Linked DNA regions of Homo sapiens: region 2 is linked to region 1. Evidence: chromatin contacts called from ENCODE Hi-C data. All regions are on one chromosome and are shown on one strand. Each heading gives the region's core, a stretch centred on a gene start or an enhancer-like site at or near the end of the contact. The rest is flanking DNA. Distances are from core to core; before and after follow the strand shown. Region 1 holds the start of LINC01902 (long intergenic non-protein coding RNA 1902). Region 2 has its middle 23 kb from the start of LINC01901.

Evidence for each region. A loop is a pair of places that touch in the nucleus more often than their neighbours do. Pooled maps may share reads with other maps.
Region 2: a map of PC-3 shows a loop between it and region 1 (4-fold over the local background). The contact joins the enhancer-like site here to the promoter of LINC01902 in region 1. A Hi-C loop is called at or near these places in 1 of 168 maps with a recorded cell type or tissue (PC-3) and 1 of 50 pooled maps.

What each region holds. Positions count from the first base shown.
Region 1 is chr18:39,839,940-39,844,223 of GRCh38, reverse strand. LINC01902 (long intergenic non-protein coding RNA 1902) reads right to left here and starts at 2,515. Exons shown (of 9, transcript NR_151703.1): 1 at 2,312-2,515. It overlaps LINC01901 (long intergenic non-protein coding RNA 1901), which reads left to right. Exons shown (of 4, transcript NR_187474.1): 4 at 2,352-3,928.
Region 2 is chr18:39,945,375-39,949,580 of GRCh38, reverse strand. No RefSeq gene overlaps it. Among named protein-coding and RNA genes, the nearest start is that of LINC01901, 23 kb to the right of the region's middle. Within about 2 kb of position 2,865, at least 5 of the 41 ENCODE cell types and tissues checked have a DNase peak (open chromatin) inside an H3K27ac peak, as active enhancers do; they include PC-3, where a contact is called at or near this core.

The DNA.
Region 1 (4,284 bases), core at 1,266-3,765:
TAATGAGTTTAGAGAGTTGTAATGTTCTTCTCCACCTACCCTTCATTTAGGGTTGATAGGCACATCTGATATCACCACAATATTACAATATTATTGAAGATGAAAAAAGGTTTAGGGGCCTGGTTTATGCAGGTGGGTCATCTTAGAATGAATTCAATTTACAATTCTGCTTCTTCACTCTGCTTATCTAACCAAAAAGTTATTTGTACGCATATTTAGAAGTTAAAGCTGTAGTAAATCAAATATTTCCTGGTAGATAAGCCTATCATGGCTTATCTACCATGGCTGGTCCACAGGAAATAGATTCATTGGTACATCATAGGAGAGGGTACACCCCTAGCCCCATACCTGGAAAATAAGGTGACAAATATTAGACAGAAAGACCAAAGCAATTGGGCAGGAAAGCAACTGGCTTCAGGAACGACTGGCAAGTGAGTGTAGCAGAGCGGCAGGGAGCACGGGAAACACACACAGTGAGCATGAGGAAGCCTGGCAACAGAGAGTTCTATCCCCAGGCCATTCTGCAGACCTCAGGAATACTGGCACCAACAAGCCAGGTTCCCACTCCAGAAAACTGAGCTTGTTAAGATCACCTAATCAAGCACAAGACCTAGGGAACGTGAGAAGAGGGTAAAGCATCAGTATGGGTTTGTTCTATTCATGTGGCCCCTCATGTAGTCTGAGTAGTGAATTCAGGAGGCTGATACTATGGCTTATTTTAGAAAGGAGAAAACTGAGTGTCAGGAAATCCAGACAGAGAACAGTCACTGGGCCAGAAGCAAAGTTAAGGATGCTAGATCATTAAACTCCAGCCCAACACTTCCAAAATACCTTGTGACAAAAACTGACTGTCAGAACCCCATAGGGCTGTATCTCTATCTGTGGGGATGTCTGTGTGTTTCTGTACCTGTTTCAGAGGGGTATAAAAAGTGGGAAGGGCGAATGAAGATGATCAGGTTATTACATTACCCTTTAAGGTTTTAAAATCTGATGGCATTTATGACAATCATATTGTGATCCATCTACTAAAACATAAAAACATGGAGGCCTAATCTCTCTAGGTTTAGGATGCAGTTCTGTCTCTGGAATATCAAGTAACGCAGTATCGAATGTAAAGGCTGCCTTTGACTGAGGACACTCTGGGAAACAATTTTCCGCTGCATGTTAGCCTATCTGCAATCAAAGTGTGTGTGTATCTCTGATTTTTTTAATCCCTTCACTTCTTTCTCTCTCTTTTCCCTCATTGTGTCCTTACTTCCCCCGCCTCCCTCCCCCGCAAAACACTTTTCTCTTGCCTATGGAGATGGGCACCAAAAGGAAATTGATGCAGTGGCGGGTTTAATATGACATTTGAAAAGTGACTTTTTGATTTTCAATTAACCTTGCACAAAGAGGAAATATTGAAATTCGCCCCTTTGTTCTTGGCTGGATCTGCAGACAGGCTGGTTGGTACCAAGAGCTGAACCGGGTTTTGGGTGGGGCGATAGGGAAGGAAGAGGCAGGTTGAGGAAAGTAAGAGAAAATCTGGCACCTACCAAAGCCGCGCTCTGCTTCTATTTGCACGAAATGAGACAAGACTAGCCTGTACTAATTACTCTCAGAAGGGGGAAACAGGTAGGAGAGAAAATGCTCTTGTCATTTGTTTGACTTAATTGTATGCTTTTATGAGCCGTCTGGCTGGAAGGATTAAAGTTACTTTTAATAACACTTCCTTTCAGAAAGAATGTGATTTGAAGTTTCCCAGCAGGGCCTCCCAGTCAACAGCAGGACCCTTTCCCCAATCCCTGACCCCTCCCTTTCCCCCACCGCCCACCCCCCCACCAGTCAACCCTCTCCCCTTCCCTTCTTTGAAAGGCCCATTGTTCTGTTTGTAGAAGAAAGAGATGCTTACACCATAATATAAGACAATAAAGTTAACTCCATAAGTCTCCTCTTTCCGGATTTTCTATGCAATCTTTACTAAAGGCAGTAGTATCTCCCCCGCCCACCCAGCCTCTCCGCTCTCCCCCCTCCCCTCCTTAACTTCCTCCACCACCCTATTCCCTGCACTCCCCCCTACACAGCCCCCGCTCCTTTTTGCAAAAGGAAACATTGAAAATCATATATGGAAAATAAAGTAGCTTGGCGCTTTGGACCTCATTAAGCTGCGTGTGGACACCAGCGTGGTGACAGTGACAAGGTTCCATAAACACACGCATCGCAGGTGATTAGGGCAGCCCGCTTCCGCTGATGGACCTTCCGCTTTTTGTCTCTGTTCTTGCAGGGTTTCTGCTCCTTGCTCCCTAGCTGTTTTCTCTCGCTCTCTTTTTACCTTCTCACTGTTTTTGTCTGTGTTTCCTTTTGCTCTGCAGTTTCCACCGCGCCAGAGTCTTGACCCTGAGTGGCATCGGCAGGGTCTCCTGCGGCAGACCAGGGGTGTTGCGGGCTGCGCTGGGTGGGGGACCGCGCGCTGCACGTGCAGTGCCGCCCGGACGGCGGCGAAAGGACAGCGGTGCACCCCGCCCGAGGCCCCAGCGATCCATCAGGGCGGCTGTACGCGGGAAGACGCTTCATCTCATCCCTAGATGGCAGCAGGATTCTGAAGCTGGCGCAGCCCTGGGCAGCCCTTTCTGGTCTATTTTCCTGAACAGATTGCCAGGGGATACGGCGGCTAAACAGCCAGGCGCCTCCCCGGAGCGCAGCTCAGACAGAAGAGCAAGCCGGACAGACGCCGCTGGCGAGGCTTCGGGGGTCAGATCCTGCAGCTTGGACACCACATTCTCTCTTTTTGCACACAGATGTGCTACTGTGTAAAAATAAGCAAACAAACAAAAACGGGAGTTCAGCTTCTTGGAGAATGTGTCATGGTCAAGACCAGTGATTCTGGACGGTGACAAAAGTCCTGGAGGCCTGAGTGCACAGAGGACACACGCACAGATGCACATGAACTCATGGAGAAACACTGGTCTTCTCTGCCAGGGACCAGGCTGGCCATGCAGGAAGGGAGCAGGATGTGAAGATTCAGACTTTAGCTCCAGCTTCACTACCGTCCTGCCGTGCACTTTGGGGGAAGATTCGTTCTGTTCCTGAGCCTTAGTTATTTTATCTGTAAAATTGGGGTTATTATAGCTTTCAGCTCTGTGTACATACAAAAGACTGTTAGGATTATCAAGAGGAACAAAGAAGGGGGAAAAATCACTTTGGCAGGAACAGGCTCACTGCTGCAGCTTTTGGCCCAGAGCAGGCATTTTTCTTCAGAGGAAGCTTCCAAATGGTGCTACAGTATTTATTTTGATCAGCCAGATATGACTTATTTGAAAACAAAGGGCAGAGGTTGTTTCGCACCTTAAAAGCTGAGGGCTTTTGTCTCCAAACCACTTATTTTGTCCACACCCAGTCCCTCATCATGGACTTTGTCATCCCTTGGAAATCCTTTACATCAGAAATCTTTATCACCAGAAACTACACACAGTAGCCCAATAGCTGCATCCCCGAGGGCCCCAGGATGAAATAGGAAAAGCTGAAACTACTCTGGTTGGAGTATATGCTATATTGGAAAAAGTTACTGTTAACATGGTATATAACATACTGAGTGAGTCAGAAAATTTTCTCACCAAGTCTGAGTCAGAGGAAAAAAAATCAAAGATTTAAAAAAATTCCTCATATTACGTTCAGTACATTTTGCTTGTTTTCTTTGAGTTCTGTTCTCTTCTAGCACCATGGCAACCTTCGTCACACAAGGAGCAGGAGGACAAAGGTGACAGATGTTTACCTCTTTATTTTGTCTAGGGTCTTGTTTCCTTCACTCTCACCTGATTCAAACTTTCAGCAAATGTACAAGGGCCAGAAACACTTCCTCCTGACCCTGACCCCAGCAATTTTGTAATATGTGTAAAACCTTAAGTAACTTTGATTATTTACACCAAATAAAGTAGAGCTTCACAGTCTACAACTTTGCTTACTGGGGGTTTTATAGGACTCAAAGTAAAGCTGTTTCAAAATGATGAGGAGGTGGGACAAGGGGGAAAACAAGAAGAAGATACTATACAAAAGTCTAGCCATTGAGTTATCCTTCCTTAAAAACATTATGCCAGATCATGGGGCAGAAAACAGAGTCGAAATTTTCTATCATTTGACTACGTCCCCTGTTCGGTTTGAATATTAGGCCTAATTTGAACTATTATTAGCTCTAGCTTCCTGTAGCATCAACCCCAGAATTATTATCACATCAGTAATTCCAGCAGTCTCATACTATACTGTTGACTCACCACATCACCTCATCTTATAGCTTTCTAATAATCTCTC
Region 2 (4,206 bases), core at 1,616-4,115, 110 kb before region 1:
GAGAATCAGTCAGATGCTATAACTTGTTCAAAGAAAAAGTCAAAGAAAGCATAGATTTATACTAAATTACACATGGATGCAAAACTGTTTTTTCTAGGGCAGGAAAGAAGTCAATGAAAACTCTGTTGGAAAAGATAGTTTGCCAATTTATCAGTTACCTACAATTTACAAGAGGTACAAAATAGCCCAAAGATAATTAGCAAGGCTACAACTAGAGAGTTTATGAATGTGTGCTATGGGCACTGAAGCACAGCTCATATGTATCATTGTATAAAACTCACTTAGCTACTCAGTGTGGTGTAAGACTGTCACTGTTATCCCCATTTTATAGATAACAAAGTAAATAAGGTAAGAGCTCAGGGTAACAATTTACATTCAGGTGTTCAACCACAATGATTGATGTTTTTGTCCATTTTTACCAGGCATAAACCTGTACTATAACCTGCAGAGGATATAAAATAAGTAAAACTCTGGACTGATGAACTTTGCAAGTTTAAATAATGCAAATCATACGAACTTGCAAGAGAAAATATGTGAATCTAGTGACAATGTTTAAGAGCTCAAAGAGAGGTATGATCACTTAAAATCCAAATGCAACTTTTATCTAAGCATGAGTGTTCAGGATAAAAAGTCTTCAATTTATTTAATAAATTTGCTTTCATAACAGAAATAAAAACCAACACAATTTTTTCATATGCATACCATCTTACTCTGCTGTCAACATTAGCTTGATTTTTATTTTTGGCCCAGGCATTTATCCAGTCAAAGAAAAGGACATTTGACTGTAACTAGCCAGAAATGTGGGGCAGTCATGGCTGCATATTCAGTTATTTCAGAAAACAGCAGTTGCCTCCTGTGTCAGACTGAAACACCTTCAGTTGAACATCTTCAGTTTGACCCTAAGTCAACTCCTCCTATATCAGGTCATGCAGTAATAGGGGCTGTTTGACTAAGAGGTCATTGAAACTGGCATCAACCAGGAAACAATTCTTGAAGAAGAACAAACAGTAATCTGGAGAAAGACTTTGAAATGGAGATTGTGCTAGATGTTAAGGTAAACTTGAATTGTCAATGAGCTGGCCTCTCAGTGGCTGTCTTTCTCTAAAAACAAAACCTGCATCTCTGTGTTCTCTAAACAAGACTGTTTTCTGTGCTTCTTATAGATTTTTGTATTCAGATATTCTGGGGTTATCATCACAAAAAATGGAAACAAGGAAGTAAACTGAGACCGAATTGCAAATTACATTTTTAAAAGGCTTACAGTAAAAGAATGCAATAAATGGAAACTGTGATGAAAGTGAGAAGGTAGACCAGCAAAAATGAAGGCAAACATATCCAAGACCAACTGAGCCCTCCAACAGTGAGAATGGTACTTAGTTTCCCTCTTCACATTACTCATTTCCAATTCCTCTTCTTCCATCTTCTGTGGGCTTTCTCTTTGTAGTTTCAATATGGCTGTCAATAGCTCCCAGGCATAGGTGCTTTCTTGTATCTAGTTCAGGAAAAGTTGTGAAGTTTACTCTGTATGGAGCAGTTTGATCATGAGCATCCTCTGCATCACTTATTGTGACCATTGTGTTGGGATATGTTGATACATTAATCCAGTAACAACCAACTCTGGAGTTGGTAGTTAAGTAAAAGTGCCATCTAAACTTAGAGCACAATGATAAGATAAAGATGACTTTCCATAACAAGTATGGGGTCCTGTTTTCTTGGTGGAGAAACATTGGATTCTGGACAGATAGGAGCCCCATCCACCATCTTCTAAATTGATTTTGGAGAGCCATGCTGAGTGCAATCCTCACTTTCTTGTCATGAGGAGCCAGGAGCACCATTTCTGCTGTGACTGCACATGAGCCTATGTGAAATCAGTCAGTGCTTCTTTCTCTTTATCTGTCAAATGAAGGTAATGTTTACCTCATATGGTGAGAAAATACATAATCTGAAAATTTTTTTAAATAAAATTTCTATTTCCACACAAATGACTTTTTCAGGTTAAGATGTGGTTGCTTTCTTTCTTCAGCTCTCTTCTCTCAGTTCAAGTAAGGAGACAATGACTTGTATCAGTGTTACCACATTAAAAATAAAATAAATATTTTACCTGTCAACTCTATGCTGCCTCTTAATATATGTCAGAGAAGATCTGAGTGGGCTTGAAATGGCCCTGCCACCTGAAATAGAGCGTCTCTGGCCTCACAGGCTCTTCTGTCAATGAAATCCTGATGGTACTCTTGGAAGTGTCTCAGACATTCAGCAAAACTAAAGATTCAGGCTTTGATCATGGTGATCACTTATTGAAATTACATTCTTACAATTTGGTAGCACTTTTTGTCTACAAAACACTTAGTGAGTACTTAAAATATGGAATTAGACACATTTATAGGTTGCCACTATGCATACTCTCTTTTGGTTTGCCTGTGCATTCTTTTCTCTGAGTGTCCTGATAATACTTAATGTGTCACCAAATGAGTTTGATTGCTGACACAAAGCCTCAGAACTGACTACTGGCTTACCCTGCAGTTGTGCAGTGATGGCACATTAGGGGAATAAGAGTGATTCTGTCCTTTTCAAAGCTACTTCCTTCACTGTGGGGGAGAAATGAGCTGTAGTGCATCAGTTGGAAACTATGCTGATTATGGCTTATTTACAAGCAATGGACCTCCTAAAGCCAATATGGGTGACTCACACTATTAGGAAGAGAACATTGTGTAATGTACTGAAGATGCATCTTGGAAAATATTAGAAACATCTATGCAAAGATAAGCTCTGATAGGTCAGAAAAGGAGTTGCCAAGGCCAGCAATGAAGAGAGCCAAAAATAGGTTGAGAGAATCCTCTAACCTTTCAGCTTTCTGATGCTTACACCTGCCCTGCCAGGAAGCCCTGGTTCTGAGAGGATGACTCAGCCCTAAAAAATCTTGGGGAGTGCCAGTGTCACATATTTTACCTTCTCAGAACCAGAGGACAGCAAAATTAAAAAAAAAAAAATAGATCAGCTTCAATTAAAGACTTTTGGACAACAGTTTCTGTATAAAGGATAAATTTTTCTATCATTCAAACCCCAGATTATATAAATTGCTGGGTTTTTTTCTTTAAAAAAAATCTGAAAATACAGCCAGAAATATGATATGGAGGGCCGTGTCTACATAGAACTAGTTCATCATTCGGCCACAACTTGTCATTACAGCACAGAAATATGGAACTGATCAGAATTCCAAAAAATCTAGTTCAATTCTTTTTGTTTTTAGGTGAGGAAACTCAGGCCTGGAGAGAAAAAATGGTTTTAGAAAGTCACACAAACTTTAAATATAGTTTCTTTATATTTTAATACAGTTTGTTGAGTTGCTTCCAAATTGGATTATTTTATGTGAGAACTTCTTTAACATTTTGACCTACAAACGAAAACACTTGGATAAAATATATATTGCTAAAACATGTATTATGCACATGTCCATTCCTTCAAAAAGTAGTCAAGCCAGTTGTTTAACTTAAGTAACTTATTTAATACTTTAAAAACAGATAAATCAACTAAAATTCAGCCAGAAAGGAAAAACACAGTATATAATATTTTTAAATGTACCTAGCATAATTTTTTGACATTGTAATAAAAAGTGGGGTAAATGCCATTTCCTATTTAGGTGTAGATACAATCTTAATATCAGGTGCCTGTGGTTCTAAATCTTCACCATTCATCAGAATTACCTTGAAAACTTGTTAAAACACATAAGTTGGACCAATTCGAGGAGTTTCTGATTTGGTAGTTCCAGAGTGGGACCAGAATTTTCATTTCTAACAATTTTCCTGGTGATGCTGATGCTACTCCTTTGAATATCACACTTTGAACACTACTTGTGTTTGTGATATAAAATATAAAATTCTAACCCAGGAGTTAAAAAAAATGGATTCTAGGTTTAGCTCAGATAATATCTTGCCATGTGACTTTAAAAAAATGAACTGGATTTTTCTGATCAGTATTTTTTCAACTGAGAGGGGAGAAATTTAAATTGAGTCCAGTCTAATATACCGGAGTTGGCATTTTGCAGTAACGAGGGTATTAAGATACTTCAAACTTCACCCATGACTAGATTTAAATTCTTTGCTAAAAATCAACTCTTACCTCTTTTTTAAAAATCAATTTATGTAGTTGAAATCCCTGCTGATCCAAGATTTTTGCCATGGACTCAACCTACACTGATGTAGCTGTTGG